Regions from separate parts of the Homo sapiens genome. Here region 2 is linked to region 1. A link is an interaction called in ENCODE POLR2A ChIA-PET data of the cell type or tissue named here. Cell type or tissue: PC-3. All regions are shown on one strand. Each heading gives the region's core, and the rest is flanking DNA. Links, peaks and the distances in the headings are about the cores only. Region 1 overlaps RUNX2 (RUNX family transcription factor 2). Region 2 has its middle 160 kb from the start of MIR4642.

What was found. ChIA-PET counts read pairs that join two places held together with the same protein. Peaks named below come from ENCODE experiments on the same cell type or tissue, not always from the same donor. Only the 100,000 strongest peaks of a DNase experiment are listed, where the experiment ranks them.
Region 2: POLR2A ChIA-PET joins it to region 1 with 5 read pairs; 2 of 35 experiments call an interaction of 5 or more read pairs at or near these places.

The regions. Positions count from the first base shown.
Region 1 is chr6:45,395,335-45,400,716 of GRCh38, forward strand. All of the region lies in intron 2 of RUNX2 (RUNX family transcription factor 2), which reads left to right. Among named protein-coding and RNA genes, the nearest start is that of SUPT3H, 20 kb to the left of the region's middle. In PC-3, for the core only: no CTCF peak of the experiment used is centred there; a DNase peak (open chromatin) is centred at 3,287.
Region 2 is chr6:44,597,901-44,603,282 of GRCh38, forward strand. No RefSeq gene overlaps it. Among named protein-coding and RNA genes, the nearest start is that of MIR4642, 160 kb to the left of the region's middle. In PC-3, for the core only: no CTCF peak of the experiment used is centred there; no DNase peak of the experiment used is centred there.

The DNA of each region.
Region 1 (5,382 bases), core at 287-5,286:
GAACATCTATCAGCTGAAGTCACGCTGGTACTCAGTGATAGAATGACATACTGTTTTATGCTCAAATCTGGTTCTTAAACCTCCTAGGTGTTAGGTTATTTTAGTTGAATTACTGAACCCATATGAGCTCATATATCCTCTTCTATAAAATGAGAGTAATACAAATTCTTCCTAAAACATAAGAAGAGAGTAAAATAAGAACATATAACAAAAAATTTAGGGGAAAATGTGTGACAAAAATTTAGCAAAAGAGGAGGCAATTTCTATGGTTCTTTACCTTACATTATAAACTATAAAAGTAAGCATTTCAAATGAGTCATACACTATTTAACCCAAGACTTTTTTGAGACAGGGTCTTGTTCTGTTGCCCAGGCTGGAGTGAAGTGGCACCATCTTGATCTTGGCTCACTGCAACCTCCACTTCCTGGATTCAAGCAATCATGCCTCAGCCTCCCAAATAGCTGGGATTACAGGCATGTGACACGACACCCAGCTAATTTTTTTGTATTTTTAGTAGAGACGGATTTCACCATGTTGGCCAGGCTGGTCTCAAACTCCTGGCCTCAAGTGATCCACTGGCCTCGGCCTCCCAAAGTGCTGGGATTATAGGCATGAGTTACTGCACCAGCCTTAACCCAAAACATTTTCAACCCACTATATTAATTAGTAAAAGATTATGAAAAGATTTCTTAATTGGGTAATTGCTTTAGAATAAAGACAGTTTCAATCTGAAGTGACATCACCTAGTGACAAGCAATTATAAAGCTTTAGTATAAAAAACTCTCCTAATAGATACCATAATATGCATCTGTCAAAATAAGCATTTTATAAAATGGAAATAGATTCCATACTAATTCTCAGATATTACATAAAAGCCTGAGAATTTTAGTCATATAATAATATTTTATAATTTTAAAACAATCATTGAGGTATAATTACATATCATATTTACATATCATGAAATTGTTGTATAATTCAATGGCTTTAGTACATTTACCGAGATGTGTAACCATCACCATAATCCAGTTTTAGAAGGTTTGCATCATCCTAAAAGGATTGTTAATTCCCATTTCATTTATGCTCCCATGCCAGCCCTAGACAACCACTAGTCTACTTTCTAGAGTTCAGTGGCACCATTATAGCTCACTGCATTCTTGAATTCCTGGACCCAAACCGTCCTCCTGCCTCAGCCTCCCAAATAGCTGGGACTACAGGCATGTGGTACCATGCCCAGCTAATTTTTAAATTTATTGTAGAGACAGGGTCTCGCTATGTTGTTCAGCCTGCTCTCAAATTCCTGGGCTCCAGCGATCCTCTTGCCTTGATCTCCCAAAGTGCTGGGATTACAGGTGTAAACCACTGTACCCATCCCACTAATCTTCTTTCTGACTTTGGACATTTCATATAAATAGAATTATATAATATGTGGCCATTTGTGACTGGTGTCTTTCACTTACCACAGTGTTTTCAACCTTCATCCATTTTGTAACATGTATCAGTATTTTATTCCTTTATATCACTGAATAACAATATCCATTGAACAGATACAGTATATTTTATTTATCCATTCACCAGTTGATGGACATTTGGATCATTTCCACTTTTTGGCTATTATGAATAATGCTGCTATAAAAAATGCTTATACATACTTTGTCCAAATTTTTGTGTAGATATGTGTATAGTATATATATGTAGTATATATGTTTTTATTTCTCTTGGGGATAAACCTAAGAGTAGAATTTCTGGGTCATATGGTAAATTTATATTTAAAACTTTTTTTTTTTTTTGAGACTGAGTCTCGCTCTGTCGCCCAGGCTGGAGTGCAGTGGCGCGATCGCAGCTCACTGCAAGCTCTGCCTCCAGGGTTCATGCCATTCTCCTGCCTCAGCCTCCCAAGTAGCTGGGACTACAGGGGCCCACCACCACGTCCGGCTAATTTTTTCTACTTTTTTTTTTAGTAGAGATGGGGTTTCAACGTCTTAGCCAGGATGGTCTCGATCTCGTGACCTTGTGATCTGCCCACCTCCGCCTCCCAAAGTGCTGGGATTACAGGCGTGAGCAACCATGCCCGGCATATATTTCAAACTTTTAAAAAGATCCAACTGTTTTCCAAAGTAGCAGTTTGGAAATGGTACCATTTACCATTCTCACCAATAATATTTGAGAGTTTCTGTGTCACAGCATCCTTGCTAACATTTGTTATTGTCTGTCTGATTATAGCCATCCCAGTGGGTGTGAAATCGTGTCTCATAATGTTTTAATTTGCTTTCCCCTAATGACTAGTGATGCCAGATTCATGATACTTATTAGTATTTCAAAAATGGTATATTAGCCATTTTTACACTTTCTTTGGCAAAATGTCTATTCAAATCTTTTGCTAGTCACGTAATATTTTAAGGGACCAAAATTAAAGAATTACTGATAAATTATTTTGATTGAATTTGATATTTTATGCAAGAATCATGCATATATACTTAATATAGTTGGTGCAATTAATCATTTTTAAACTTATAACATTAAATATAAACAACACAATGGAATAACAATATTGACCTATTGAGGTCTTCGAGGCAGGGAGGATCTTATCTCATTTTAGTGTTCCCTGCGTGTGACATTGAACCTAGCATTGTGCCTAGAACATTTTGAGTGTTCAGTGGATGATTTACACTCAGTTTTGGATATCCAGTCTGTGTGAAATTATTTTCTCCTTAGGACTTTGCCAGTGGTTTTGTTGGGCTGCCTCTTTGGCTCTGGGACACATGGACATAGAATATAGCAGTTAAGGGTGTAAGCTATAGATTCAGATTGCCTTGGCTTCACTGCTTTCAGTGTGCACTTAGGAAAGTTACTTAGCCTGTTTATTAGGCCCCGGGTTCCTCACCTATTAACTGTACTTGCTGCCTAGAGTTGTAGTGGGAGGTAGATGAGACGATCCATGCAGAGCTCTTCACACACTGCCTGATCACAATAAGTGCTCAGTAAGCATGAGCTATTATCATTGAAGTTGTTAAGAGTCTGAACAGTGAGACTTCAGCTTTAAGTCTGATTAACAAAGAGGCAGTTTAGCTGCATTTTCTCCCCTCAATTTTTCCTTAAAATATTTATATATATAGGCTTTCTTTTGAAACCAATATATATAACATTACAAATGTTCAAAAGATATGTGAAGATTTTAAAGAAATTGGCAAGTACATACAATATGGTAACTTCATTACTAATCCTTCAATTTTAACAAGTATTTCTTGACCACAATCTGGCATCATTCATCCCCTGACTTATGTAGAACATTTTTTTCTGACTCACCTTAGATCTTTATCTTGAAGTCAGTCAGTCCTTCAAAAGAGCTCCTTTAACCTTCATGCTAGTTTGTCATCTAGAGTTCCAACTTAGGGCTTTCCTCCTTATAACATTAATAGCTATCTTTTAATAAGTGCCATGTGGCATGTGCTCTAATACAACTCATCTCTAATTATCACAACAATCTAAGAAAGTAGGTATTATTGGTCCCATTTTAGACATGAGGACGTTGAGACACACTGTGGCTATGTAATTTTCCCAAGTCACACACCTGGTAAATGAAAAGCCTATATTTAATATAATATCTATGTAACTCTTGAGGGCTGTATTCTCTTGCAGAAAAGATGTTTGAAGCTTTTGTTTACAAAAGCAAGCTGTAAATAAATTTCTAGTTAGGGATAAAAAAATCATTGAGCTACCTGTAACAGTGAGTTTGAGTTGCTGGGACTCAATTAGAAAAATTAGTGATATTATTCACATAAGTTTCTCTCCTCTTCCCTCCCATTTTTCTACTCCCCTGACCCCAGTTTGTTTCCTCCTCTCTTCATCTGTATTTCTACTAATGAATAGTGTCAAGATGGAAGCAGAAATTGAGGAAGATCAGCATTGGAGGCAGAGAGAATTGCCCATCTCCCAAAGTGGCTTCTTTTTCTCTTCCCCCTTTCCCTTTTTTGTCTTCCTGTTTCTCTCTTCTTTCTCATTTCTTTCTTTTCTTTCCTTTTTTTTTTTTTTTTTTTTTTTTTTTTGAGATGGAGTCTCGCTCTGTCACCCAGGCTGGAGTGTAGTGGCACGATCTTGGCTCACTGCAACCTCCACCTCCTGAGTTCAAGCGATTCTCCTGCCTCAGCCTACTGAGTAGCTGAGATTACAGGCGTGCACCACCACGCCCAGCTAATTTTTGTATTTTTAGTAGAGACGGGGTTTCACCATGTTGGTCAGGGTAGTCTTGAACTCCTGACCTCATGATCTGCCCACCTTGGCCTCCCAAAGTGCTGGGATTACAGGCGTGAGCCACCTTCTCTCTCATTTCTATCTCTCCCTGTTTCTTTCTTTCACTCTCCAAAGAAAGAAAGAAAGAAGAGAGGGAGGTAGGGAGGCAAGTGGGGAAAGAGAGAAAGGAAGAGAGGAAAGGAAGGAAGGAGGGAGGGAGGGAGGAAAGGAGGGAAGGAAGGAAGGAGGGAGGGAAGTAAGGAAGGAAGGAAGGAAGGAAGGAAAGAAGGAGGGAGGGAGATTGAATATAATACATTCTTATTTTTAAAATGCCTCCAGCCATATTGTTTGCACTGTACCTTGAAATTCATTTTCTTTAGAAAGATGAATTCATTTTCTTTAGAAAGGAAGGAAGGAAGGAAAGAAAGGAGGGAGGGAGGGAAGAAAGGAAGGAAAGAAGGAGGGAGGGAGGGAAGGAAAGAAGGAAAGGAGGGAGGGAAGGAAGGAAAGAAGGAGGGAGGGAAGGAAGGAAGGAAAAAAGGAAGGAAGGAAAGGAGGAGGGAGGGAAGGAAGGAGGGAGGGAGGGAAGGAAGGAAAGAAGGAAGGAAGGAAAGAAGGAGGGAATGAGGGAAGGAAGGAAGGAAGGAGGGAATGAGGGAAGGAAGGAAGGAAGGAAGGAGGGGAGACAGAGGGAGGAAGGGAAATTAGAGAGGCGTGAGGGAAGGTGGAGAAAAGAGAGGAGAACCATTGGCAGTGGCTGGATCCTTTATGACAAGTTCGGGTTTTCTTTCCTGTCTAACTTCTTCCTTCCTTTCCTGCCTTTTTCCCACCACAAATATTGCCTCTAGTGATAGAACACCTCTAGTTCCAGTAAATGGTAACTGAGAAACGAAGTGGTAATTTACTTGTCAACTGGTATTTGCCTGTTCCTTAAATGATCTAGATAAATGGGCTTAAATCCCTATTCACACCTTGTGCAAAATCTGATGCCCTCCCCAAGACTTCTCCAAATTCCTGAAAGTTTACAGTCTTGTGATCACCTCTAGTTCTAATTCCCTGACTCCAATAAATTTGGGTTCTTCCCATTGTCTTATGTATTTTTTTATTTCAGTCTCTCTGCATCTATTTACACTTAGAACCCAGCCGTTTTCCTTG
Region 2 (5,382 bases), core at 129-5,128, 800 kb before region 1:
TCGAATCAGCCTTTCCTTTTATAATATGGATATGCTGTCATTAGAAAGACCCTCTTTATGCCAAGATTTTAAAAGAATTCTCCCATGTCTTCTAGTACTTTTATAGTTTTATTATCTTTTGTTTAAGTCTTTGATTAATTTTAAAGTTTCTAATTGAGTCTAAGCTTATTTTTATCTAGCTTGCTACCAAGATATACTGATATCATCTATTGAATAATGAATAATTGACTTTTTTTTTTAACAGTGATTTGAAGTGCTACTTTTATCATAACACCATCTTGTATTATTTGGGTGCATTTCTGGTATTTCTATTCTGTGCCGTCTGTTAATCTGCATATATGCCAGTGTCAGAGTTCTTTCAGAACACTGAATATGTTTTAATGTCTAGTAGTGCAGGACTCCCTCATTTCTCTGCTTTTTCAGAGGTGACTAGGCTATTCTTATTTGCTTATTTTCCATATGAAATTTAGAATCAGATAATCTAGTTCAAAAAATACATTAGTATTTTATTGGAATTTCATTAAATTAAAACATTAATTGAGGAAAGATTGACATCTTTTTTTTTTTTTACATTGAGTATTCCTATCCAAGACCCCATATAACTTGACTTTCCATTTGTTTGAAGCTTCTTTTTTGCCTCTCCATCAGTTCTAGTCCTGTTCCAGGTGGAAGGCCCTCAGGACATGGAAACATTTCCAGATCTGCCATGATTTTTAGCTGTTCACATTAACAGCAATAACTAAGGCCCCTGCTTCGTTCCCACTCATCTCCCTCTGAGCCAAAGCTCACTTGCTTTGACCTCAGGTGATGTTTGGATTGGGGTTTGTGGGGAGAGGGGAGGGTCTGTCACCAAGACATTGAAAAAGAGACGAGGGAGGGGACCTCAGAGGTGGGGAGAGAACACCATCTGTGTATCCAGAACTGAAAGTCGGCAATCGGGGACAAAGATAGAAAGACAGAGGCAGGCGCGGAGGCTGTGGGTTACCAGGGAGGCCTGTGGGAAGGAGGGGAGGAAGAGAAACCAGGAGGGAAGGGCAAGAGCAAGGTGCTGGGGAGGAGGAGGCCTCTGGGCAGGAGAGTGGTCCAGCAAGGCCTAGGAAGCAGGTGCAGTGGGGACAGATGAGACTGGTGGGCAGAAGGGACAGAGGAGAAGGGAGGATGGACAGGCTTCTCAACACTTCTCTTCCCTCTCCCTTCAGCTCCCCCTCCCTAAGGAGACTGCAACCTCTTCAAAGGCTGGGGAAATGTCTTCACTTTCAAATTTATTCTTTTTTTGTAATAAATAATATACATCTAGAAATGCATAAGCATATAAGCACAGCTTACTGAATGGTTACAAAGTCAACTCCTTTTTACCACCACCAAGTCCAAGAAACGGAACATTGGCCAGGCATGGTGGTTCATGCCTGTAATTCCAGCACTTTGGGAGGCTGAGGTGGGAGGATCGCTTGAGGCCAGGAGTTCAAGACCAACCTGAGCACTTTGGGAGTCGAAGATGAGACGACTCCTTGAAGCCACTAGTTCAAGACCAACCTGGGCAGCATAGCAAGATCCTATCTTTACAAAAAATACAAAAAAAGTTTAGCTAGGTGTGGTGGTGCATTTCCACCTACTGGGGAGGCTAAGGCAGGAGGATCTCTTGAGCCCAGGAGTTCTAGGCTGCAGTGCGCTATAATTGCGCCACCGCACTTCAGCCTAGGCAACAGAGTGAGACCTTGTCTCTTAAAGGAAGAGAGAGAGAGAGAAAAGAAAGGTGGAACATTTACCAGCACCCCAGAAGCTTCCCTCATGTATCTCCCACAGGTAACCATTGTTCTGATCAGAAGAAAATTGCTATTATAATAAAGAAAAAGACGTTGAAGAATGTAAAACCGGGACTGAAATGTGCTAGAACACAGGCCCAGATGAGAGACCTGGAGGGAAAGTCAGGAAACTGAGGCAAAGTGCAGACCTGCAGACAGGCAACTTTTCCTGGGAACATGGGCCCTCCCCTGCACCCCTGGCATCCCTGTGGGCCCCCAGCTGCCTGGTTCAGAGCATGCAGCCCAGGCCAGCCCTGACAGCTGTGGGGAGCAGCTTGATGCACAAGACTTTGGGGCCCGGGCAGGGCCATCATACAGATTATCCTGGTTTCAAGGACTAGAAACCCACTGAAAGCAGACCAAGCCAGAAGGCACCAAGGCCAGGCAGTGAAATCAAGAATATCAATTAGGTTTCTGGAACTCTCTTTCTGGGTTGTTGGTCTTCCTCTTCTACACTTTTCTGTCTATTTCTCTCTTGCTTTCTCAGGGACATCCTCCTCTTACCAAAGGCCCAAGAGAACCCTTCTTTCTACTCCAAAACATTTTGTTTTCAGTTCCTGATCCTTAATGTCCTGCATGTCTTGGTTCCCTTCCCCAAGGGAAGAAATCTGAGAGCTCCTCCTACACTGCATCCACCCTGGGCCTGTGAGTGACACCCATGGGCCCAGACAGCCCACCTGATTCCTGGGGAGGGACCATGAGGGGGCTTTCATAGATTGTCAGACATGAAGGGCACAGGCAAGCAGCTCCCATTTGGTTGGTCCTTGGTGTTCACAGGTAGAACATCTGTAGTTCCTAAGTTTGGTCATCCCCAGGAGTTAAGTAGGAATCTGCTGATCGGGTTTGAATCACCTCTGCCACGGGCAGCATGGAGGAAGGAGCCACCTGTGCAGCCAGCATCCCCTGTTCATCCCTTGTGGGTGCATCTCAGTCCTTTTGTTTCTGGAGAAAAAGAGATCTGCAAAAGAGAAAGTGTTACTGATTATCTAAAGGATGGTTAGCTTAGGGTGTAAAGATAGATTTGGAAAACTCAGGATTCTCAATGACTGGGGCCTGTAAAGACACCTGCTTTTTGGAGTTTGAATACATGTGAATGTCAAGGCCATCTGTGCTTGACCAGTCGGGAGTGAAAAAGGGCATGGCGTACATTAGGGTACAGGTGGAGGGGAGTATAAAGCTGGCAAATGCTGCCAGGTTGGCCAGAGCAGACAAGACAACAGTGAGGGTGCTGGGTGTGAAGGGCTCAGGGCAAGCAGTGAAGGAACGGGAGTGTTCCTGGGGTGGAGGGCCTGCTTGGGTGTGGCTGGCTCCACGGTGAGGGATCCAGCATCTTGACCTAAAAAGATCACAAGGAACAAGGCTGGGGCCCATGCTCTCCCACACGAGGGCATGCAGGAAGGAACTTTATAGTATGTCTTTATGAAACGGAAAGATCAAAGTCATGCAGTCCCTTTGTGTTTCCATGAGGCGAGGCACAATGGACGGTGCTTACAGGCAGGCTGTGAGGAATCTTTGTGGGGTGCTAAGAGCTTCTGTAGATCATCTACCATCTTCCCCATCATCTTTCTAAAATTCTGAAATGCCTATCCAGAGTGAAGTCTTTGGCTTGAGAATGTTACTAGAAGGCCCATCATGAACTGTTCCCATGCTCAAACCACATTGCAGTGAGATCTACCTTGACCATCATATTTAAAACTGCAGTCCTGCCACCCAAAACTTCCTATTTATTTATTTATTTGAGACAGGGTCTCACTGTGTTGACCAGGCTGGAATGCAGTGGTGTGATCATGGCTCACTACAGCCTTGGACTCCCGGTCTCAAGCGATCCTCCTGCCTCAGCTTCCCAAAGTACTGGGATTATAGGTGTGAGCCACTGTGCCTGGCCCCTATTTTATTTTTATTGTACTTTTCACCTAACATACAATATACTTTGCCTATTTATTATTTTCTGGCCCCTCCTACCAGACTGTACGTTCTAGGAGGACAGGCATTTTTGTTTGTTATTACGTTGGTGCGAAAGTAATTGCAGCATGGCCTACATTAGGACGTGGGTGGCCATTACTTTTAATGGCAAAAACAGCAATTACTTTTGCACCAACGTAATATTTCACTGATATAACCCCAGTATCTAGGAACACGTCTAGCATATGGTGAGCACCCAACAAACACCTGTTGAGTGAGCTGAATGTCTATAACTTGAGGATGCTGAGATTTGGATAGGGGCTGTGTGATATTTTAATCCATGATTCCTAACCTTTTTTCAGTAGGGAGGCCGCTTTAAGCTCAAAACATTTCATAGATGCATATGTGATAATAGCTGTACTTGGAAAATACAGTTCTTTAAAATGAACTGTACTTTATTAATCCATATCCATTTGACAAATAGGATGTTACATTCTCTATTTGTATCAATTTATGCAATATACTGACACTACCTGATGCATTATGGATTCACAAAGTGTTTGCAGTTTGTGTCCATTCTAAGGACACAAGGGACCCATAGTCCACAGGTCAGATACCACTGTTTAAAACCATTCTCAACTATGAACAACTTAGTGCTTATTAAGTTATTGGCTTTTTTAATTATCAGAGAGCTAGACTCAAAGGTTTAGAAAGGTTGACAGTTACATTCTGAGTTGGGGAAAGTAGGAAAGAAAGGATTTAAGATGAGCATGGGTTTTGGTGCTAACAGAGATTATTTAAAATTTTCATTCTTACAAGAGCCATCTGGGTGACCAGGAAGTTACCTCTCTCTCTGCATTTGGGTCATGGAGATTGAATGTGATGGTGACTGTGAGGTGCTTAGCAGAGTATCTGGGGCATCTAGCTGCTCAGCAAATGTTACCTCTCCCCAGAAAAAGTCAGAGGGACAGGGTGGTGTCCAGGAGGGTCTGGCACCTGGGGAAGGCACTGAAACAGGAAAGAGGAACAGCTGAAAGTTAGGCTGAGGGTGTCCTGTGCCAGGAGTGGCAGGTGATCGTCGGTGGTTCAGGGAATTAGGGCTCTGGGGAGGTACAGAGGACCAATACTTTCCTGGTTTCTAGAAGAATCAACTTCAGGCAGAAAGACGTAGTCTCTGGATGCATTTGCGATGGGCAAGGGGTACTGCTGTCCGGGCAAGTGGTAACCATGTGTTGGTTGTTGAGTGGCTGATGAGATGCAGTCCCCTAATGAGAGAAAGTCCTGTTTGAAGGCTCAAACTGAGATTCTAATTCTAATCAGCATTCTAATTCCAGTACATTTGGCAAAATGAAAACAGCTGTGAAGAGAGCCAACAGAAAAGACAAGGGCTGCGTCCCTGTCCTTGCCTTTCAACTCTCCAGCTTCCAGAGATGCTTGGCCATTTCCATTGCATTTCCTTTCCTCCCTTCCTTTTTAGACTTGCCACGGAACATGATACCTGCCCACAGGCCTGTGCTCAAATCCTCTCACCCCGGGAGCAAACCCCTGACTGATGCCCATTCTCTTCCTGGCTCTATGCTGGCGTGTGTCATTTCAGACTGACTCTGTGGCAGGACCAATCACACAGACGCCAGCCGCAGGGATGACAGCGGGTCTGTTTTCAAGAGACTGGGCTGTG